Linked DNA regions of Mus musculus: region 2 is linked to region 1. Evidence: chromatin loops called from intact Hi-C (ENCODE). Cell type or tissue: left cerebral cortex. All regions are shown on one strand. Each heading gives the region's core, and the rest is flanking DNA. Links, peaks and the distances in the headings are about the cores only. Region 1 overlaps Tubgcp4 (tubulin, gamma complex associated protein 4). Region 2 holds the start of Map1a (microtubule-associated protein 1 A).

Region 1 (11,760 bases), core at 1-8,000:
ACTTCAAAACTATCGTAATTATCTGCTGCCTGCTGGGTATAGCCTTGAAGAGCAACGAATTCTGGATTGGTGAGTGTTTGGAAGCCCATTTAGAGCTGAGACAACAGGAAGAATGGCATTTGGGAAGAAAGTCTAGTTGAGAAATTTAAGTGTTACTAGAAACTGGAATGTCTGTAGACTAAATCAGAATTTGAATGAATTTGAAATGATATCAGCAGTTAAAGTACTTTATTGCCAGAGCCTCACTGGGAACCTTCTGAATGTGTGGAAAGATTAGTGTATGTGGTCAGTGTTCCCCAGTAGGGGAAGCATTGAAACTAGGATTAAGTTTCAATTTTAAACTTAGAGAGGGAAGGGGACTAACCTGATTTGTTTACTAGCAAAGTCTGGGCTCCTGGAATGCATACCTCCTCCAGAAGCGAGGCAGAGCATGTTCAACACATGGCAGAGCTAGGAAAGCGCAGACAAGGACTCCCTTTGCAGAGTTGTTAGATATGATGGGCCATACTAAGTTCCTTTCCAGTTCCTAAATATTGTCTCCAACTCCTTCACAGGCAACCCCGTGAAAACCCTTTCCAGAATCTGAAGGTCCTCTTGGTGTCAGATCAACAACAGAACTTCTTGGAGCTCTGGTCTGAGATCCTTATGACTGGAGGGGCAGCCTCTGTGAAGCAGCACCATTCAAGTGCCCACAACAAAGGTACTGGGAAGCATCTGTGTTTCATAGTCATTCCAGGGTGTCCTTAGACTCACACCTGTCAGCATGTGTATTCCAAGTCTGTCCTCATTTTTAAGATAAGTCCCACCTTCAAAAAGGGTAGGTTGACGTAAGTGAAGGATAACGCTATTCAGGCTTCTATAGTCTCCAGTGGTATTTCCATTCAATAGTTCTACAAGGCCAGACGTGGTGATTGCAACTTTTATTTTAGATTATGAACATACAGTACCTAGAGTAGAGGGCTTTGGTTTGGCAGAGTAGGGAATACCTGTTAGAAGGCACACCTGTCTTGTTTTAATAGGAGCTAAACTGAGTGTCCCTCCCTCATTCACTTCCCCTACTTTTTACAGACATTGCTTTAGGGGTATTTGATGTGGTGGTGACAGACCCCTCATGCCCAGCCTCGGTGCTCAAGTGTGCTGAAGCCTTGCAACTGCCTGTGGTATCACAAGAATGGGTGATCCAGTGCCTCATTGTTGGGGAGAGAATTGGATTCAAGCAGCATCCAAAATATAAACATGATTATGTTTCTCACTAAAGATACTTGGTCTTACTGGTTTTATTCCCTGCTATTGTGGAGATTGTGTTTTAATCAGGTTTTAAGTGTGTCTTGTGTGTAATTGTATTCTTTGCATGGACCTTGTACATAGTTTTATTTGCTGGACTTTTATGATAAAATAAATGTTGAATCTCTTTGGTTGTAGTAACTGGGATGTCTTCATCTGTTTCTTTGAGCTTAATCTCAGAACATGATAAACATAGGATCTTCTCTGAAGTTGTCAGCAGGCTTGTCACTTTAGCAGTACAGCAAACAAAGGGAGATAAAAATAGAGGAGTGAGCTTTATTTTGTGGCATCACTGTCAAGGTTATCCCAGGCTACCTAAAATGTTATACTTCCAAAAACAGTTTAAAGTAGGTGAGGGCCTGGGTAAACAGTAGTGCTAAAGTTGAGTGGGACTGGGAACAGCTCTGGGTATCAGGAGTTTATTGACAGATGACCTGCTACTGGGAACATGAACATGACCAGTTGTTAATGAATGGACAGTGACTATAAATTTGCTGGGACGGTTTTCTATAAAATAAGCTGTCACAACTGTTGGAAGTTATTCCTTCCTCACACTCATCATCATCATCCCTGTTAGCGAACGGCTTCTCATTCTCTAAATAAAGCCAGCGGTCTCATTTTTTCTATAGTGCCAAATAGTAAATACTTTTAGGCTTTGTGACCACACTTGTCTGTCTCAACAACTTGTCTTGTCTGTGAGCAATCACCGACAATAGCTAAATTGAGTATGTGTGGCTGTTTGAATAGTACTTTATTTACAAAAACAAGCAGCAGGCTGTTATCTGCTTTTAGAGGTGAGGTAACAAGGTGGGATAATCCTCCTGGGTAGTTGACAAGTACGGGCTCAGGCTTTCATAGTGGTTGGTAGACAGTGTAGATGAAGAGAGGACTCAGTGACTACAGACTGAGGCCCGGATGTTTCATTCTTGTCCAGCTTGGAGGGAAAGATGTCAGTGAAGTGTTTTGTTTATGCTGATGAGAACATTAGTATGTTCTCAGCCCGTGGTGGCTAGGCTATCTGACCATAAAACCTTAACTCATGTGGCAGGTCTAAGGTGGGAAAACTGGGTTGCAGTGAAAACTAAATTGTTTCTAAATCTAAACAATTTGACCTCTATCCTCTTTAGCCAGAATTGCCCTTTTACTAGTCTGAAAGAATTAGAACTCACTGGCTCAATTCTTCAGATAAAGGATACTCAAATCTTAAATTTTAGGGAAGGATAAAGATAGTCTGTGTAGTTACAAGGTACAGAAAGAGGGAAAGCTCACAGGCTCTCTGAAGGGTTTTCTCATTTGGTGGTGACACAGAAGCTGACCTGTTCAGGAGCGTGATTCCGTTCTTACATGAGCCAACCCACTGTTTACTGTGGTTATCTTCCATAGGAATATAGTAAGTGTTCAATAAACCCCGGTTACACAAATGAACCCACCCAACAGATGTCTTCAAAATCCTTCGTGTGGTCAGCAGAGGGATATCAGACCCCAGTTCCCCTACAGGAATGGCAGGGAGGATTTTTATACCTCTGCATTTCTTCTAGAAGACCCTTTCAGCAGTCTGCAGGCATTTGATGAATGATTTGAGAGATTTGTTACAGACATCAGAATGTGGCAGGGCTGTTTCATTTTTTGAACCAGAGTTTTCTTTTACATCCCAAAACTATAAAAGAAAAAAAAAGTTTCATTAAATGCCATGCCTTCCAAAGAAACATGGCAATCTGAGATAGAGCTAACACCATGGCAACAACACAGCTCTCTTAAGAAGCCGACGATGACCACTGGATATCAGTATTAGATTTAAGGAAGTTTAGAAGAGAGCATGGCACCACAGCCACACTGCTGCTAGTACATGTCAGAGCAGGCAGTGGAAGCCAGACTGCCCCCAGAACATAGCAGTACATAGCCTAACACAGACCTTACCCTCAGCTTTAGTATTTTAATATGCTGATGAACTTCACTAGAAAATAAATTCCAGTAAAATTGTAGAACATGATCACCCTACTCCCATACCCCCAACCCCTTCCTGCATCTCTGAGCCTTGTTTATAAAATGAGGGTAATCTGGAGGTGATGGCCAGAGTTGCATTTTGGTCTTCTATTGTTCATTAACCCCCTCCTCCAAATCTAGTAAGTGCCCCATGAATTGTTCCTACCTGCCCAGAGTCCCACCAGCCTGGGTATAGTATTTATTATAGTCTAGCCGGAGCAGTAACTGAGCCAAATCTGAGTTGATCTGGTGATTCCGAACACTGGAAAGAATCTTGAACAGGAGTGAAGACTGGCGACTAAAGCCCTGTTGAGAGACCCGAGCTGTCAGTGACCAGGCTAGGGTACTGGGAACCAAGGGGGTCTTTGGAAAAGCTTTGCTTAAATGTTTGCAGGACCACCTGGCCTTCCCATATTCCCATTTCTATCAGCTCCTAACATGACTTCTTAGTACATGTCCGTGAGATGCATGACTCCCATGAAAGTGCTTTCTCGTTAGTAGGAATTTAACAGCTCATTTAAGATTAATATATTCCATCACATACTGGGATTGCAGTGATCCTGCTTTGTTACAAGGAGATAAATATAGTCTGAGATTATAATTATAAGTGAGATAGGAGGCTGGTTCAGGGAAGGAAGTGGGATGTGAGAAAATGAGCACAAAGCCAGTGCATACTTGGTGGGCTGAAGAAACTATTCAGGGCTGAACTATTTCTGAACACTGTGAGGCAGCACATTATATATTCACCGATACCAGCGCTTTTATCTTTTTATCTCGTCATTTCTATGTCTGTTCTGGAAAACGCTTTATTGACCCGGAGCAGACTGCCTGCTCCACAGCTGGGGGGAGAGGTATGTATTTTCAGTGGCTAGGCAGACTCACCTTCACGAGAATGCTCAGCTGGGCCGCTCCGCGCTCATCCAGTGGACCTAGGTTCTGACTGACCAGTGAACAAAAACTGTGACAGAGATCTAGGATTTCATTCAGGCAGTGAAACACCTATCCAAAAATATAGCTGGCGTTAAGAAATGAAGAAATCGCTGAGAAATGCAAGGTTTGGGAAAATAGTTTTTAACAGCCTACTACCTCCCATGTCTGATCTCAGCAGAGACACCGCAACCTTCAAAGCTGTTTGGCCCTCCCAAGTAACACACAGAATGAACATCCCTTCTTGGGACAGCTGGCTTCTCTGACTCCCTGCACAAAACCTCTGCTCTAGTCACCATTAACTCCTCCTTCCTTAGACCCACTGAGAATGCTCTTGCCTTTGAGCTCTGAGTGTTGTTCCCTGAGATTCTCTTCTCTTTACTAACAGTTCAAGCCTCATTCTCTGTGAACTACTCCTTCCCCACTGCAGCCTTTAGCGGTCTCCACCCTTCTTCTGTTGTAGTACCTGTGTTGTTCACTGGTGATTGTCGGGCCACCCGTGCTGTTGCTGACTTTTGTATGTACATGTCTTGTTGTTTTCCAACTAGATTGTGAGCTCCTTAAGGGCAGAGCCATGACTTATACCTCTTTGTATCCCCAGTGCCTTGCATACAGTAAGCACTCAATAAAGACTTCAATTATGATGACCTGTTGTTCTAACGTGCTCTTCCTCAAGGATATACCCATGCTATGCAAGAACAGTGCCAACCACTGAGAGTGGCAGCTGCTTAAGTCACTCCTTCTAGGTGTAGCAAGTAACAGCCCCAAATACCAGAGTTCAAAGAAGCCCCATACCATTTATGGTTGGTGCCCGGATGAGTACAGCTTGCTCACCACAGAGATGAAAGCATAAGCACTCCAGGGTTATCTGAGTTGCACGCTCACCTTGGGATTGGGGCCAGCTTGTGTGCTTGCAGTTATTGGTGCTGAGACCCCAATCTGCACGTTTGACTTAAGTGATTTCTGGCCTTAGATTTTTTTCACAAGTTCCAATATGTAGTCAATGTTGAGTAGCTGTCAGAAGAGCTAAATGTGTGTACTTGCAGATGGACGTACACCCAGAGCATTAGACACGATGTACCTATGAGAACAACTTTCAAATGACTGGTTGATCCTGGTCCAACAGATTTCTAAGAAAGTGAGCTCTGTTGTTTTCCTGTAGAGTCAGGGAGATTCCTGAATTTCTGTAGGTCACTTGGGGTGTGTGTGTGTGTTAAACATAAAGTTCTTTTTATCTCTATCTGTTTACCACACTCTTACATTCTCGTTCCCTTTAACACTGTATTTTAAGTGTCAGAAATGTAAAGATGGACTTGAACATGCGATGAATAACAGTCTCATATCTCGTCAAGTCCAAGAGCCGACAGGGACATATTAGGCTAAGCAACCAATCACCCCTACTTACAGGCTTCAGCAAAATAAAGGATTGGGCCAGCAGATTGCTTAGGAAGTGGTCGTGTGCCAATCGGATGCTTTCAAAGTCCCTCGTAGAATTGATCTGATGAAGCAGCTGTGAGAACTGAGACTCCAGCACATCTACCTGATAGATAAAAAAACCTTTTTTTAGCACCTGGCACATTCTGAGTGTTCCATTTTATGGTTCTTCTCATGTTTTATTTTTAGTATGTGTGTGAATTGCTCATGCCACAGAGGCATGTGGAGGGCAAAGGACAACTTTTCAGGGTTGGTCCCAGGTCATCAGGCTTGGTGGCTCCAGCCTTTACCCACTGAGCCATCTCACCAGCCCTCATCTTCCTTTTAGCCACTTTAGGCTGACCAGTGACATGTTTCAGTTGCTCTGAGTCTTGTAGAGTGTGTGTTGCTTGAGGCCTGTGTATTCAGGGGAAGGCTGTAACAATGAATTACATTCCCTGACTTTTGTTTCTTTTTATACAGGGTCTTGCTGCAGCTCAGGCTTTGCAATTCTCCTTCCTGACACTTCCCAGTGTGGATGTTACAGTTGTGTGTCAACAGAACTGGTTGTATAATTTCTGTTTTTGAGACAGGGTTTCATGTAACCCAGGCTGGCCTGAAGCTCACTGTGTAGCCAAGAATGACCTTGAACTCCCGGTCCTCTTCCTTCTACCTCTGAAATGTTAGGATCACAGGCTAGTGCCGCCACACCTGACATTTTGCAGTGCCAGAGCTCAAACCCTTTCTGAATGCTATATAAGTACTCTACCAACTGACCTACATTCCCAGTCACAGTTGTTACTTCCAAAAAAAAAAAAAGTAAGTGTGTTTTGCTTGTGTGTGTGTGTGTAACACACACAGATGCCAGAAGAGGATATCAGATCCTTTGGATTAGAATTGCAGATGGTTGGAGCCACCATGTGGATACTAGGAAACAAACTCAGACCCTCTGCAAGTGTAGTCAGTGCTTTTAGCTGCTAAATCACCTTTCTAGCTCCATGGATGTGTAATTCTTAATCATTTCAAATGTCTTTGTAGACCACTCCCCTACCCAGTGAAATCCACTCCTGCCTCGTCCTCTCCACTGACTTAGTTAGCAATAGCAGGCTTCCTCAGCATGTAGTCAAGGATAGATATGGGACAAGCACAGTGAAGGAACAACACAGAATTATAAGATTACTCAAAAGATTATGAGTTGGGTTTTTTTTTCCAGTCATTGGGGGTGGGAGTTGTTGCATGGTTTTTTGATATGAACTTTTTTTTTTTTTTTTTGGTTTTCCGAGACAGGGTTTCTCTGTAGCCCAGGCTGTCCTGGAACTCACTGTGTAGACCAGGCTGGCCTGGAACTCAGAAATCCACCTGCCTCTGCCTCCCGAGTGCTGGGATTAAAGGTATGCGCCACCACTGCCCAGCTGATATGAACTTTTTAATTGATAATATCACGCCACAATGACAAAGGGTCACATCAGCAATCAGTGCATTGCTCATAAGTATCCTAATTCCCTTTATCCATTTATTTCCACTTAAAATGCCAAGCCTAGAGATAGAAATACTCAGTTTTCTCCAACTGTAGCATTTTACCAAATACAGAACAGCAGACCCTTTTCTGCTTTCTGGGCTCCTTTTCCCACCTCTTCCATCCATTGCACAGAACGTACCTGGAGATAGTACTGAAGATTATCTACCAAGAAGGCCATGTGGTTTCTTAGGCGCCACTTGACTGCGTCCGTCTGGTTAGATTTGAGGTGTTTGCGCTGCATCTGGAGTGCCCAGCAGTGCTGCAGTTCAGCTTGGACACGGCGCACACTCAGTAAGTACTTAAAAACAACATTGTACCTATGGCAGAAGCAGCATTGAGATACAGACCTTACTCCACCCCCCACCCCAACACACATACATACACCACAGACACAGGGATTCCTCTGTCACCTCTCTAGTGAGTGACAAGAATAATGTATTTATGCAGTAAATTAGATAGCAGAGGAAATGAAATGAATTTCAGTTGAACAACAAAATAACTAAACTTCAGTAAGAGCCTGTCACACGGGAATAAGGTAGAACATGAGAGAGGACATCCAATGTCATTTTAACCCTGTAGTCAGTCACTCATATCACACAGACACCCTATACACATCACACATGTGTACATAAAAACATTAAATACTAAAAATGTCTTAAATAGTAAGATATTAAATATTAAAGTATTTTATTAAGATAACATTAAAGTATCATAAATATTAAAATAGTAAATACTTTAAATATTAAAATGTTTTTATTTTATTAAACATTAAAAGCATTACTTTTAAAGCAATATTAAGTAAAGCCCACATCAAACAAGGAGGTGAGTAGCTAAGTTTTGGAGTCTCTGGACAAGGCCTGTACACTTGTCTAACTGGACTGGACTGTGAGTTCTGAACCTGTGGCTGAATCTTCTCCTTGCATCAGCCTCACTGTTCCCTGCTTCTGTGCTCTTCTGTATATTCTACAAAATGGCTGAGTAGGGAAGAATGAGGCTAGAGAGGTGGGCTGAAAGAGATGGCCTTTTCCTTACTCTGTGACCATAGTGAGAACGGTCTCCTTATCCTGTCTCAGGGTGCACTGTGTTTTTCTCACCTCCCTCGTGGGGATATCCTGTCCCACCATGCACTGGGCAGATGTTCATTCCAAGAAACAAGATTGGAAGCAGCCCTCCTCCAGGATTCCTGCTTCAGTCCCTGCTTCCAGGTTCCTGCTCTGACTTCCCTTCCTGATGCTATATGCTCAAGCCCAAATAAAACCCTTTGTTTCTGGGTATAGTCCTCACCACATACAACAGAAACCTAACTTATACATGGGTCCCAAGTATATTAACATCATGAATAGTAAATCATAAAAACCAGGGGAGAAAGTCCTATGAACTGATGGGAATAGTCAAGTGCCAGAACTTAGTACCATACCTGAGTCTTCATATTCCAAAGGCTACAAACTAGTCTACAAATAACAAACCTACAATTACTTATTTGCCAATTGAAACATATCTGGGCTGGGTATTGTGGTACAAGCCTTTAATCCCAGTGCTTGGGAGGCAGAGGCAGGCACATCTCGGAGTCTGAGGCCAGCCTGGTCTACAGAGTGAGTTCCAGGACAGCCAAGGCTGTATATAGAGACTTCTCTCAAACAAAGTCGGGCTAGAGAGATGGCTCAGTGGTTAAGATCACTTGCTGAATTCAGTTCCTAGCACCCATACTGGGTGCCTCACATTGCATGCAGCTCCAGTTCTGGTCTCCATGGGCACCCGCATACATGTGTGCAGACGCACATCCACATAAAAAAATCTTAAAAAGTGTCATTTTTAAGTGTGTGAAGTGAATGCAAGTGGGCATATGCTATGGCACTCAGGTAAATATGAAACCAGACTGCCCCTTACACCTTGTTTGAGACAGTGTCTTTTTGCTGTTTGCCTCTGTGCATGCCAAACTGGCTGGCTGGTGGACTCTCTTGTCTACTTCCTGTCTCATAATAGAAATGCTAGGATTACCAGGCAAGGCATGCTCACACTCAGCTTCAGGTGCATTCTGGGAATTCAAACTCAGGTCCTCCCTTTACGAAATGAGCTATTTCTCCAGTCCTAGTCTAATGGATTCTACGTCCATTTGTTCAAGTCCTTATCATTCCATATTGTCTCATGGCTGTCACCTCACTAATGTGAACTGCCTTCATCAGATCTGCCTGTGGGCAAATCTGTGGAGCATGTTCTTGACTGATGCAGAAGGGCCCAGCCACTGTGGGTGATACTATATCGAGGAGCAAGCCAGTAAGAAGCATTCCTCTGGTTTCTGCTCCTGCTGGAATTCCTATACTGACTGCTCTCAATGAAGGACTGCTGTCCAGACATTTACGCCAAATAAGCCCTTTCCTCTCAAGTTGCTTTTTCACAGCAAGAAAAAACAAACTAGACTCCGGTCTAGTTCCTGAAGACAGGCCGAGTCTGCAACCTCTAGCATGCTAGTGTAGAAACCAGCTGGACACCAGGCTGGCTTCTATCAGTCCTACTCCACTCCACTTTCCTTTTCCCTTGGATGTAACAAGTAATATTTATTTGGGAGAAACTCAGAAATACTCACTTTTCCAAGACAGCTGGGGTGAAGAGAATGTGCAGTGGCCACTGTACTTTGTAGGAAAGCCCTAGAGCAGCCCAGCCGGAAGAAGGAGCTTCCCGGGGGGATGTCTCCCGAGAAGGCACTTCTCTTGGCTGGGTGGCATCTGCTACGTAAAGAAATACGATAATAACTTTGTTAATTAGAACCATAGAGAGAAGGTGAACCACACACACAAAATGTACTCCAGTGGTACTGAAAAGCAGCATTGAGAGTCAATAAAGGTAGAGGGGAGGAAACTTCTGTGAGGGCTTTTCCTGAGAGGTGTTTTAGAGAAAAATATAGACGCATCTCAAAAACAACCTTGGGCAGAGCATCTCAACCTTCCTGGAATTACGTTTGTACCTGTACAAAATTGGAATAGTAGACTAGGTGATTTCTACAGTCTGAAATTATGCAGCTTCTGAGGAGGGATGAAAAAGACCAGAAGATGCAGAGAGGAAGCAATCAGAGAATAGCAGACCTTTGTGGTCCTTCCCATGATACTCAATCGTCAGGTGCAACAGAGGGAGAAGGTTGTCGTCATCTAGCAACACCTTGTGTGCTGACTGTTGAAAGGCCACATTCACATCTGTAAGAAAGCACAGGAAAGCAACAGGTTCAGGGTCAGGGCATCTGTGGCTTCTGCCTGACAGCATTAAGTCCTCCTCCTTGTTAACAATCCTGAGAGTCGTTCCTGCTCCGGACAGTCCCTGTAGTGTCAGCGGGGCTGGCAATACTCAATTCCTGGGGAGACAGCATGTCAAATGGGTTAACATATCTGATTTTTTTAATCTATATTCTGGCTGTTTTGTTTATAGACTTGATTTAAACAATCAAGGCCCTTATTTTCTCTTCCATTTCCTTTGTCTTGTTTCAGATCTTTATTATATTATTCTTCTTGTGCTTGGATAGGGGTGGCCATTAAACTAACCAAAGGGAAGACACTTGCTGAAAGAGGCATCTCCTAAACTTGACTTCTTCACTGTTAAAGTTATAGCCATGTGGATCTGGCTGTAACCAGTTAAAACAAAGCACTTCACTAGATTTCTTTAGTTTGCTTCTAGAGACCAGGAATGGCTACTGATGTCTAGGGGAGTTGTCAGGGTAAGGAGAAGTCTTGAAAGTACTGAAGTCCTTCACTTTAGTTGTTCTGAGACCTAGTTATACCCCAAGCATAAGGAAGCTTTAGCTATAACAACTGCTTGTGACTCAAGTCCTCCCTCTTCTGGCCTCTGCAGGCAAACATGCAACACACAACACCAGCCAAGAAACACCCTGCAACCTGAGCAAACTTTACTCTCAGGGCCACAGGAAAATTACCATGCTCTGTTACTGCAGTGGGTGGTGTTTTCAACATGTGCTGAGCTGTGTCAATGAAGGCCTGGAACAGTTCTCCTCGTCCCAGCAGGTAAAAGTCTTTAATGATCTGGGGAAAGAATTTCAGTGTACAATTCAGTAAATCAGAGCCTGGAGGCCCTGACCACCCCAAATGAATTAGACACAGAGAGGCTGATACTAGCAGTCTGAAGGATACAGGCTTGACATTTTAAAGAGACATACAGAGCAGCCTCCCAAAGCAGGAAGACTCTGTTTGATGGTATTTACATCACAACAGAAGAAAGTAAGCTTGAATCTTTAGAGTAGAAAAGATTTGTAGCATAAAATATATTTTCCTCACTTGAGTAAGAACAAATGAATCGACTGTGGCAGTGTAGATAAGACTGCTTTCCAGAATCATTTCCGGATTTAAAAGAGTGTCAGTTATTACCTTCAGCTGACCCAGTAAATCTGACTCTTCCACCATTAGCTTCCAGAGGTGCTGTGATGAGATTAAAAAAAAAAACACAAAAATCCATTACAGTGAACCCAAGTTCAGCTAATCCTAGGAATGAGCAGACAGAAACAAAACCTATACAAGATAAAAATGTCCTGAAATTAATGGTAATAGCTACATATACAACTCTGTGTGAATACCATTTTTAAATGGCTACAAAGTTGAGTACATATTTGATTTTTTTTTCCCCAGTCACTTTTG
Region 2 (12,089 bases), core at 2,198-10,197, 99 kb before region 1:
CTCTGTTCTTGCTCCCTTTATCCTCGGGAAAGTCTGGGACAACCTCTTTCTCCCTTTCTACCTGTTCTTGCTCCAACACTGAAGCAGGGGGTTGGGTCACCTGGATGGCTGTGCTTGGGCGTCCCTGCTCGGAGGCATCTGCAGGGAGCGGTTTCTCACCCAGTTCCGTGTCCCTTGGTTCAGCCAACAAACCTCTCTCCTCACGCTTCAACTCCTCAAAGTCCTGTGTGAGGTCCTCTGGTGAAGACAAGGCCAACTCTCTGTGCCCACTGGCAGCAGGAGGCGGTGCAGCCCCCTTCTGGGCTGGGGGTGTCCGGGGCTCAGAAGACAATTCTTTTTCCCCACGGGCAGCTCGGCCTTTGTCCACCTTGAGCCTTCCAGGGGCCTTGGCTTTGTAGAGGGTCTTACGGACCTCAGGGGTAAAAGGCTTCAGGTCTGGTTTAGAGAATTTCTTGAGTTCCGGCTTGGTATCTTTCCTCTTTTCATCCTTCTTGGCGTCCTTTTTCTCCTCCTTCCTTCCCTCCTCCTTCTTGAGTTCCTTCCTTTCCTTCTTGATCTCCTTCTTCTCCTTGTCCCTCTTCTCCTCCAGCTTTGAAATCTTTTCCTTCAGGTGCTTCTTGCCCACTTTATCCTTGATCAGCTTCCGCTTCTCAGCCTTCAGTGCTTCGCTGGACTCTGTCCTCACCCTCTCTGGCTTGGAGGGTTTTTCTGGGGGCTTCTCGGACGGCTCTTTTGCTTTCTTTTCTGACTTGGCTAACTCCTTGGCCAGCTCTGAGCGGGCCTCCTTGGCTCCCTCTTCTAACACCTCCTCCCGTTTGGCTAGCTTGCTCATTGCTGTCTTGGGGGCAGCTTTGAGGCTCTCCTTGCTGTCGGCCCGATGTTTGATTTTGCTGGGTTTCAAGTTGGCAGGCACGGCCCCAGCAGCCAGGTCCTTCTGTGTCGCCACAGGATAGCGCAGGAAGTCCAGGTGCCGCAGCTTTTCCAGGCCCTCCAAGATCTTGTTCTGGGGAGCATTTCCCGGGAAAAGCACTCGCACAATCTTCTCAGTAGGGTTGGCTGGGAGCCATACCACCAAGGCAGTGATGGAGGTCAGGTAGGGGACGGAGATCTCTGCCTCCTTCCCATTGGCCAGCACTATGCCTGTCTTGGCTTTACTATTGCCTGCCCACTTCTGCATGAGGAACTGCATCTCCTTACTGTCCTTGACAGGGTTGAGGACATACATGTCCAGCCTCCCCACACCCATTTTGTGGAAGAGGGTCAGCGGCTCGATGGTGTTGCTGACCACTCGGTACAGAGGCTCGGCTTGGATGCCGAGGCGGTTCAGGTGCTGAAGGGTGAGACAGGCCTCCTCGATGCTGCGCTTGGCCTTGCGGGAGGCGTCGGGCAGCCGGAGCTTATCAGGCACATTGAAGAACACGACTCCGAGCTCAGGGGAGATGAGGTTCTTCACCCAGTCGCTGTAGCTGCTGGAGCCCTGGGACTGCTCCTCCTCTAGCTCTGCCACCTTGCGCTGCAGGAGCCCATTGATGCCTGGCAGATTGTCAGCCCCAATGTGCGTGAGCAGCACCGAGTCAATGCGGTCCAGGTGCCGCACCAGCTTCCAGAAGCAGGACTTGCGGTCAGAACCGCCGTCCACCAGGATGTTAAAGCCATTGACAGCAAAGAGAGCAGAGTCCCCACGGCCACCAGGGAAGATGTAACAGCAAGGCTTGGAGAGCTTGAGGAAGCCTCCTGAGGTGGGGGGCTCAAGCAGGTCAAAGGGGGACGGCACATCCACCGTCTCAGAGACATACTCGGAGAACTCGGCCACTCCATCCATGGTGGGCAGCACAGGCTCAGGATTTAGCCGGAGGTGCAAGGTCTCTTGGGAACTAGACAGTCCCAGGTGGCTCCAGTCACCCTCCCCTAAGCAGGAAACAGTGAGGAAGGCCTGGATCCCAGGGTCTCTATTGCTAAGCAACTGGGCAATCTAGAGGAATAGGAAAGAGAAGCTGATCAAATCATTGGGGTTATCTTAGTCTGACCCAGATTCAGCCCCTACTCTTTACCTTTTTCTGAGGTAAAATGCCTACCTCCTGTCAGGGTTCCTGATAGTCAGTGTTTATAAGACTTCCCCTCCCTTGCCTTTCTCCCTACAACTTAAGTCCTGCCTCCTGTCCCCTTCTTCCAAGACACGCAGCAGGGAACTCACCTCAGGTTTGTGAAGGACCTGGGCGAAGTTTTGATATGAGTAAGTACCACTCTGTAGGATAAGGTCTCCCTCGGGTTCTAAAGTTTGTCCACTCAAGATGAGGAGTTTGTGAGCTGATGGGCTACTAAGAAGATGGTGAACCTGAAATGGAGGGCAGAGAAGGCACAGGTATGGGGCACCCAGGGAAAGGCACTGAAAATCCCTGCCCTGCCCCCTTCAGTGATATAAGGACACATTCCTCACTCCGTATTCCCCAGAGTGGGGCTGAGGATCACAAGTCAGTTCAGATAGTAGCCCGAGGTATAGTGGCGCCGCCAAGGGTCGGTTATAGCACTCAGAACAAGCGAGGCGCAGGCACTGGCCTTACCTCTGAGCTGATGCTGTCTGCAGTGGGGTTGACTAGGATGATGGTCTCGAGGGTCTCACTCTGGTGGCAGAGGGTCCTCTGGCCTGAGGGAGAGATGTAGGCATGTGTACTGAAATCAGTAGGTATTGATTTAAAATGAGAAGTACTGGGGGGGGGGGCACAGGGGAGGAAAAACAAATGATCAGAAAATGGGGTACAGGGTACCCAGTCATCTAGGATGCCACTAAGGGAGGCCTGGGAACTGCCTCCTCCAGCCCTTCCCTTTCCAGGGTTCTCCCTCCTCTCCCCCACGGTAGCAGACTTCTCCCTTCCCTCCATCTGCCACACCCTCCGATGCTGCCCAGTCCCCGCCCTTTTGCCTAGAACTTCAGCCCCAGACAGCTCTGTTGACAAGGAGCTTTTTGTCCCTCTGGAGCACTAAGTTCCTGGTGCTGCCTGGGGATTGGGGGTGGGGGGAGGGCTCCAGGGATGGCGGTCTTTACGGAGCTTTCTCTGCCTTTGCCCGCGGCTGGCAGTAAGGAGTTAGGCGCTTCTGTCTCAGATTCCCCTTCCTTTCCACCCCAAGTCCCCTACCCAAGGACAGAACACCTGTAATAGAAGATGATGGAGACACGTGGCAACTGGTTTCTTGGAGGGGACAGAGGATTCTAACTTGCTATTTTGTTTTCTGACTCTGCCAAGCCTTCCGTGTCAGAGCCGTGCTCCCACCACCGTGCTCCCAAGTATTTCACAGCTCCCTCTCCTCTATCTCCCTCACGTGCCCAGGCTCTAGGGACACCCAGCTCGCTGCAGAACTCATCATCCCTGCGACCAGTTCCCTGCCTCAGAGTACAGAAAGTAAGTGGCTGGCTCAAAACAAGAAACAGGGCCAGCGATGCTCTCTGCCAAGCATCCTAGGACTGGAGGTACAAAGAGGAATGACTCCTGCAAGCTGTTTTTTGACCTACCTATACACGCACACACAGACAGACAGACACACAGACACAGACACAAACACAGACACACACACACACACACACACACACACACACACACCACAGAATTAAAAACAATAGCAAGCAGGGCATGGTGGTGGCGTACACCTTTAATCGGGAGGCAAAGGCAGTTGGGTTTCTATGAATTCAAAGCCAGTTAAGTTCCAGGACAGCCAGAGCCACACAGAGAATTCTATCCCAAAACACCTAGCCAAATAAAAAGCAGGACCGCCAACAACAGCCAAGGCATTGCTTAGGATGGGGGGGGGGGGGCAGATCCTCTCCCCAGGGCTTTCTCCAGACCCACATAAAACACTAAGCAGTGAAAGTAAAGAACACAGTGGGTGAGAAAGAGGCTAAGAAGGATGGACCCGACTTCCCAGGTTCCTGCCTTCCCATCTGCCTCCTCTTCCAGCACAGTAGCAGTCACCGTAGGGTTAACCTTAGGGGCAGCTGGAGGATACTGGGGAGGGGAGGCTCAGAGTCCGTTCCCTGGAGCCCTCTTCGGCGACTCCAACTCCCTTTTCTTTTCTGAGGCTGGGACAAGGGTGACTGGGGCCAGGGCCTTTGTTTAGAGGAAGAGCCTTGATGCCAAGGAGCAGGCAGCAGATGCAACTATGGGGAAGATGAAGGTGTCAGAGACCCAAATCCTATGCAGGGCCTGTTGGGTCCTCTTCTGTGAACTTGGGAGTGGAGGGACACTTTGGCACAGGCAGGCAGGAGCAGGGCTTACGCAGCCTGGGCTATCTCCATCCTCTGCCAGTCTTAAGTCAGACTTAGAAGAGCCAGGACTCCCCCATCACAAACAAGGTCACACTTCAATCTAGGTAGAACAGAAAGACACGTCCTCTCCAGCTACCATCTCCCTACTCCAGCAGCTTCACGGTCCCCAGTGTATCCTCACAAGACCTTTGACCCCACTTCCTGGCCTGACACAGGACCCCCAGCCCCACTCCTGGGGAGCTAGTCCATTACATCGCTCCTTATCCTGGGAGAAGCCTGGTTTCTCTCTTCTGCCCCCCAGCTCTTCCAATGAAGGGAATTGCCGGGTTTTTTTTCCCCTTTATCTTTGCAGAAGACTATCTTAAGAGATTGGGGCGCTTCCCACAGCCAGTGCTGTGGTTGGGGGTGGGCTTCGGGTGTGAAGCTGAGTGGGCAGGAGGGCAGGTGTCTCTGCAGTGAGGCGGGGGGGGGGGTGCTCAGGCAGCTGCAGTCTGCCGCAGTGTGTGAGTGTGTGTGTGTGTGTGTGCGCGCTAAGCTCAGCCTCCAGCTCCAGCTCCGCCCCCACCCCCCACCCCAGCATGACAAGTCATTTTCTTGGCTGCCTCTGCATGGGGGGTGGGGGGTAGGGATGGGGGTGCATGCAGAGCAGGAGAAGAAACTGGCTTCTGTTGGAAGAGCCCCCATCTTGGGAAGGAAAGCACAGATGAGGTGAGGGTGGGGCCGAGGCAGGGAACCCGTGGGGTTGACAGGACGGAGAATGCAGGGCAGCTGCTGAAGAGCCAGGGCTCTCAAGCTCCTGAGTTGCCTCAGAGAGGCCACAGAGGGGGGCTTAAAGCCCCAGGCTCAAGCTGGCCACAGGGAATGGGGTGCGGGGAGCCAAAACCAAACCAGTTAGCCTATACGGAGGCACATGCCACGTCTCAGTGACCCATTCCTCCGTTCTCTTCCAGAGTGTCACCCCCTTCCCTTACTTGGCAAAAACTCGCTGCCACACTCACCCCAGAATAGGGAGCAGCTGAACAATCTAGTAGCTGATAACCCAAGGACCCTCCCAGTAGGTAAATTCCCCCTTCCTCTCAGCTTCTTCTGTTTTCCCTTAAAGACACAGCCCCCAAATTCCTCCTGTGCCCTGGCTGCCAGGCAAAACCGGTGGCACCACCCTCTATTGCTGCCTCTCAGCTGATGGTCCCCACCCCCACCTAGTACAGAGGTGGACTGTCACAGCCCCTGTTGGTTCCACTGGCTGTGGATCCAGGCTGAACCCCAAGTCAGTAATGTTCACCTCCTCTCTCCCTCCATCCCAGGCTGCCTTCCTACCAGGCTAGCCCAGGTCCAGATGCATCAGATTTACAAGGTACCAGATACCCCATCCCAGCTCCTTATCTACCACAGCATCCCCTAATCCTTCTGCCTTGCCGTGCCCTTTGGTTAGGCTCTTACCCTGGGGTGTGGGAGGGAGCCCCTCATGGAGGCGTCGGCTCCGGCCTCAGCCTTAGCCGGGCAGCTTCAGGGAAGAGTCTGCGGCACTTGGGGTGGGAGTGAGGGGGGGCTGCTTGACGGGGAGGGCGGTGCCAGGGCGGGGAAGAGGGGCTGGTCCGTGACGAGGCACTAGAGACTTAACTGTTTCTTGGCCTTTACAGTCTGAATGATCTGGTGCCTCTGCTTGGCTACTGGGAAGGGGAGGGAGCTAAGGGGTTCTCTATCAGTTCAAAGAGCCAGGGTGACCTCCAGCAGCTCTAAGGACCTTCTCCCCAAATCCTGTTTAGTAAAGAAATACTCTCTCGGCATCAACCAAAGGACCACAGCCCCACACCGGGGCACAGAGCCAGCTATAGGAGGCAAGGGCTGCATGGGCCCTCCCCCTTCCTCTTAGAAACCATCTGCTGCCTCTCCCCTCAGATGGACCCAGAGAGTGACCTTCAGTCACTGCAAGAGCCGAAGACAAAGAGGCTAAGGGGCCATAAATGTAAGGGAGCAGTGTGAGGGTAGTGAGTGACGTGGATAGCTGGACCCTGTTCTGCATCGCAGCAATGGGGAGCTGGGGAGGACATTTTAGACTGGAGAGTAGTGTGAATGTTCTGGAGCAGTCCCCCACTGGGGTGGGGCACAGGGACCCTGGGAGCTTCATGCAGGTCTGTGCTAATGCAGCCTGGCTGTAAGAGCACCCACACACGTTGCTTCTGAGTACTGGCTGTTAGGAGGCAGACGTGGAAGGGTAAGGAAGGTTTCTGCCTTCCATTGAACAAGTTAACGAAGACCAAGGACCATCGTCGCCAGGAGCCCAGGCTCAAGCAAAGCTTTCTCACTATAGAACACTCTAACATAAAGTACTCTTAGGGTCAGAGATGATCTTACAATGACTCGGTAGAGTGTTTGGGTCTCAATTGCTGCTCCTCTCCTCTCCCTGTAGCTGTGCTGTGTCTCACTTGATCTTGAACAGTCTTACGTTGACCTTGTGCCCTCCCGGCTCAGCCTCTGTCTCCACCTCTGCTAAGTGCTCCAGGACTAAAGGAAAGATCTGGAGAGCTGGAGCCCTGTGAGGTTCATACTCTTACATCCTGTCCTCTCCACAGTAACCCTCCCTGGGTGTGGTCAGCTCCTTCCGCCCACTCACCAGCCCCAGCCCCACCCCTGCTCCAGGCTGCCAAGGGCTGCTTTTGAAGGTCAGAGAAGCCAAAATAGTCTCTGCTCTCAGCAACCCCTACCCCGCTTTAGCTACAGCCAGAGGAGAGAAGTAGCTGAGTCACCAGTACTCTGGGGGACAGGGGGAACAGGATGCAAAGTAGCAACATGCCATATCCCTATTTGAATAGGAGCGGCCATCGGCATAGACACACACATAGATGTAAACCAGCTCAGCAGCATGGAGTAATACTCTACCTTCTGCAATGTCATCACTCTTATTTCACCCTGCCTCCAGCCTCCTGACTCCTCTATGCTTTTTAGGGATCTCTCAGTGTTTGGCGGGGGGGGGGGGGCACAACCTTAGTAGACATTGGGATTGAGAACAAAATATCATCCTCCAACTGAGATCAGAGCCCACCCTTGTTCTCAGCCATACACCCCCATAGCACACCTTGGCCCGGTGATTCCAGGTCACAGTTGGTTTTCCTTCCCTCCCCATCTCTAAGCTACCATTTGTGACAGCCTTTAACCCTTAATCCCTCTCTCATGCAGTGAAATGGTGAGATGCCAAAGAAGAGAGGGAGGTCTGAGCAGCCCCCGAATTCACACCCGATGCCACCTTCTGAACCATGCCACTAAATGATAAGTTAAACAATCTCAGAGCTTGCTTTCTGAACTAGTGAGTTCGTACATCAGTGCCACCTGTGACGACTGACCTTATCTGAAGAAAACGTTCCTTTCTGCCTACAATCCTAGCCTTGCAATGCATAAACGTGATATTTCTCTCATTGTGGAAGGTTTCAGAATTACCCTAAATCAGGATCCCAGTCTACACTAGTACTGGGGTATCCTAAGTTCTCAGACAAAACCCAAACTGGGGATGCTTGCAAAATGAGGCTTAACTTCTGTTCATCTCTCTCTGCCTTCACATTTCCAATGTAAACCTCTAATTCAGGATCCTCTGAGCACATGAATGTAACAAAGAGTCAGAAGGACTTAAAGGAATTCCTTAGCCTTCTCCTCTCCACCTCTCTCACCTCTTTCCAGTTCTCCAGGGTCTTGGGTAGCCCAGACTGGCCATGGACTTGCTATGTAGCCAAGGATGATCCTATGCCCCTACTTCCCAAGTGCTGGGATGGATTATGGGCCTATGCCACCACACTAGGCTAGCCCATACTTCTTAGTCTTAGAACATCAATCCTCCCTTCCCTATAGGAGCTCAACAGCAAATGCCTCCGTTTTATTGAATCTCAGTAGTGATGTGTCAGTGTGTGTGTGTGTCCACCATTCCCTACCCCCACTGTAGATCCAGGGCCTTCTGCATGTTAGGTGGGCTGCACCCCAGACCTTAAGTACAGTTTTCAATTACCCTAAGTTTTCCTAAAGCTATGTTAAAAATGCTTAGATGCTTCAGAGATCTGGAGGAGGAGTGGGAGCTATAAAGGAAGGCCCCAAATCTCTGCTGCTGATTGGTATGAAAGCTACCCTTTACATTTATTTTATTTTATTTTTTTTACCAGACGTGACCACTAGAAGGAGCTGGGCCACTGACTATCTGAGGGCCCCTTCTTTTCTGTATGTGTGGGGGTGGGATTGTAAATGTAGAGGGGGTAGGCCTAAAAATAATCACGCTCTTCCTATCATTGTAAGACATATTTTGTTCCTTCATTATTCTGGCCATAGTGGTCTACCCTATGAAGTAGGCCAGAAAGGTCAAACCATAAGACCGTTAGTGTATCTCCTTCAGTTCACCCCAACTCTTGGGTACCCTAACCTATCCACTCAAAGGAGGCTGGAAGGAGAAGGCAGTGCCTGCAGCTGCTTTGGGCAGGCTGTGTTCAGAGACAGCTGAAAGAGAAACTAGCAGGGGTGGAGCTATGGCTGCCTTAAGCTTTGTGCCCCCCTGCCCCCAGGAAATTCTCCACTGTTCTTCAGGGACAGAGGCCACCATGACAATGTCTAAACCTAAAACAAATTCTGTATGCTAAAAGTACGTTAGCATCTCGAGTGGATGGCTTCAAGCCCCTTGAGGACACCATAGCAAAACTGATTGAGGACATCAGTGGGTGTTTCTATTCCAGTGCCTGTTTCTGAGAATATGACACCCTGCAAACCTCTTCCCAAGCATTTCCTTAGTCTCAACTGGAAGAACAGCTAGGGACTTTGCCTCAGATATTGTTCATTTCTTACAGTACTCAAAGTCTCTATGGCCAGAAGGACAAGGTTAGAGAATCTGGTTTGAATTCCTAGTAGGACCCTAGATAACACTCAATCCTCAGTAATCAGTTGAACCCCCAGCCATCCCTTTATTCAGCCTTGTTTCTAGGAGTGTCAAGTGGCAAAACTGTCTTTTGGTCATAGGGAATAGTGGAGGATGTCATGACATGGGTCATTGTCAAAAGAAGGTAATCTCCAAGGAGCAAATGGCTCGTTTTCCAGGAAGCCAGTCCCATCAGGAAGATGCCAGCGTCATGGTATTTAAGCTGCTGCACATACTCTAAGTGTAATAGAGCTTTAGCCATGTCAACCTCACTTTCTCCAGCCTCTCCACAGCAGCTCATGAGAACTCATTGATGAGGAACTGGCCAGACTGGCGGAGCAGAAAGTCTATCTGCTGTACTGGACTGTTGAGAGTTAGTAACATGTGAAGTCTGTTATTTGGTAGCAATGACTATTGAGTACATGGAAGTCACATCCTATAAAACTATACGGAAGCAGGTACGGTGGTACATGCCTACAACTCTAGTACTCAGGAGGTAGAGGCAGGAGGATAACAAGTTTGATTGCATCCTAGACTACATGTGGACTATAGAGTGAGATCCTGGTTTTTTTGTTTGTTGTTTTTTAAAAGAAAGTTATATTGATTGGTGTGTCAACATTTACAATAATATGGCCAGATGCCCAACACCTTTATCAAGGGACGTAGGACTTTCCCAACTCTCTCCGTAGACACCTGCAGTAGAATGCTAATTAAGCTTTTATCGCACATTTCTAGACGAGTTCTCCCACCCATCAGACCTGATCTCAGAATCAAGCCTCACAAATCGAGGAGACCTTTGTCCCAGCCTGGCTCCCTGGGTGCTGATCTGATCAGCCCTAGGTGGCAGCCTTCTGTTCTGCTCTGAAGATCTGCTGGCTAAGCCAGGAGGAAACAGAAAAGAATCCTGGAAGGTGGGCTGTGAGAAATAAGGGTCTGGGGAGGTGAATGAGGCATTCTGGGATGTTTATAAAGAGAAGCAAGAAAGCTGGGGTATGCAGAAAGGGAACACAGAGGAAAAGCTTTTACCTGCGAGTGGTTTGATCACTTTCTTAGTGCTTGTCAGCTGCTGTGTACAACAACGTTTTTCCTGACAAAATTATGCTCTACCATCATATTGAGTGGTTGCAGTGTGTACTGGGCATTATCCACAGCATGTGTAAATAGCTGTGGAGCCATCAAAAGTCCCTCCCTTTTTACCTACCCAATCCTCCCATAAGGCCAGTTCTGGCCTGGATACTGGACCCAAAGGACTGAGACAAATAACCCTAGTCCTAACCTTTGACCTCTGAGGAGAAGTGAGCTAGGTGCCGGGTAATGAAGAGTCTCAACTGTTGGTTCAAGTCAAAGGATGATAAGTCAATATTCCAGGAGAGAATCCCTGTAAAAGAAAAGGGGGAAAAAAAATAAGAGGGTTCTAGTCAAAGTCACCCACAGAAAGCATTGCCAAGCTCCTGGGAGAGGAAAGAAATGGGAGGTGATGCCTCCAAGAAGGATAGCTAGTACCTGCTTTTTCCCCTTTCCAGAGGGCAAAGAGCAGAGTTTAGAATGGGCTTACTAATAAATGAGCTTGGAGTTTTTGTTTTTCAAGGCAAAACAGTTACGGTAGAAGTGACACGCAAGGGTCTATTTCCATATACTGTAGGTTTCCATAATGATCCCTCTTGCTAAATCAGATTCTAGATTCTCCTATGCCCCCTCCCTTGCCTCCATCCCCTGCTTCCACCCGCAGGTGGCTCCGCAGCACTGCGCCACAGGCACGGCTGAGGGAGGTGAGCTGCAGAGCCACGAAGGTCACTCTCTAAACTTGGCTGCCAGCATTCAGAGATTTGAGATGTGTACCTCGCGTTCAAAAACCTCCCCTAAAGAAGAAATTGTAAGGTAGGGACATGGACTTTTCAGGGTCTGATGAGGACTTTCGGATATATGGTCCAGTGGCTTCGGGAAAGGGGTGTGACCAGAGGGACCCCAGGGTCTCCACGGAGCTTCTCCTGCTCCTGCTCCGGGACACTGCGGAACAGAATGGGGTATGCAGAAAGGATGGGCAAGCAAGGTGTTGGCAGCTCGAGAGGACAGAGGCACATTCATGGAAGATGCAGGTGACAGGGTCGCAGGTTTCGGGAAGTGCACATAGAGATAGAGGAGACAGAAATGTGCACTGGGAGATGAATGCAGATGGCGGAGAGGCATGGATGGAGTACTGCGTAAAAGCCAGGAGAGCGGCTCACCTTGTTCAAGGTGGGCCCGCACGGCCCTCAGCTGACTCTCTGTACCGATATCGCCGATCACGATGAGCAAGGAGTATTTCCGCAGGTCCCAGCGCGCTGCCGCTACCGCGGCACCGGCCTCGCAAAGAGGCTCCGCCGGGTTCTGAGCTGGCGGTGCACCGAGGCTCTGGAGCCCCAGCTCCGGAGTTGTCTCCATGGCAACGCTGCCAGGCCGCGCGGTCCCGGCTTCGGTCGCCATGGAAACTCCCGCGGAGTGTTAGGCTAGCTGCGTCCGCTGCGGGGAGAGTGCGCGCGGTTCTTAAAGGCCGGCGGCAGGAGCCGTTCATTGGTCACTGCCTTCTAGGGGCGGGGCTGAAGCGCCGCAGGGGCGGGGCGGGGATGCGGTGGTTGTGCCGCTATGGGTGGTGGCTGCAGTCATCCACCTGCAGTTTTCCTGACCAAGTGCCCCTCTCCGACTTGAGCCAGGGTAAGGGTTCTGCGAGACCCAGCCGAGGGCGGAGTCCAAGGCGCGAGAACAACATCCATCTAGTTAGGCTGTGTCTGCGTTGAGCACAGTGTGGGAGGCAGTTCCGCAGCTTCTCTCGAACCTTGGGGAGCCATCTTGCCCTTCGCTGTCTCGGGGTTTCTATCGTGGTCTCCATCTGGCAATTATCGTTGTCTCTATTTTTCCCCCCGCCTCGCTGCATGCCAGGGTCTAGGTTACCAACCTGGGTTTCCCCGT

What was found. Hi-C counts contacts between places; a loop is a spot of excess contacts. Peaks named below come from ENCODE experiments on the same cell type or tissue, not always from the same donor. Only the 100,000 strongest peaks of a DNase experiment are listed, where the experiment ranks them.
Region 2: it touches region 1 in a loop (7-fold over the local background); 5 of 42 quality-filtered maps call a loop at or near these places.

Annotation. Positions count from the first base shown.
Region 1 is chr2:121,187,916-121,199,675 of GRCm38, reverse strand. Tubgcp4 (tubulin, gamma complex associated protein 4) reads right to left here. Exons shown (of 18, transcript NM_153387.3): 10 at 11,494-11,544; 11 at 11,046-11,151; 12 at 10,207-10,314; 13 at 9,711-9,852; 14 at 7,266-7,443; 15 at 5,600-5,734; 16 at 4,150-4,266; 17 at 3,434-3,573; 18 at 906-2,941. The coding sequence ends at 2,929. Trp53bp1 (transformation related protein 53 binding protein 1) reads left to right here. Exons shown (of 28, transcript NM_013735.4): 26 at 1-69; 27 at 555-700; 28 at 1,069-4,841. The coding sequence ends at 1,256. Among named protein-coding and RNA genes, the nearest start is that of Tubgcp4, 23 kb to the right of the region's middle. In left cerebral cortex, for the core only: no CTCF peak of the experiment used is centred there; DNase peaks (open chromatin) are centred at 3,934, 4,195 and 6,368; H3K27ac peaks cover 3,732 bases.
Region 2 is chr2:121,289,152-121,301,240 of GRCm38, reverse strand. Map1a (microtubule-associated protein 1 A) reads right to left here and starts at 11,639. Exons shown (of 7, transcript NM_032393.2): 1 at 11,369-11,639; 2 at 10,420-10,521; 3 at 2,562-2,644; 4 at 2,195-2,335; 5 at 1-1,972. The coding sequence starts at 11,606. It also overlaps a transcript of Trp53bp1 not described here. In left cerebral cortex, for the core only: a CTCF peak has its summit at 8,419 (motif pointing right); DNase peaks (open chromatin) are centred at 6,844, 8,465, 8,775, 8,914 and 8 more places; H3K4me3 peaks cover 4,400 bases; H3K27ac peaks cover 5,574 bases.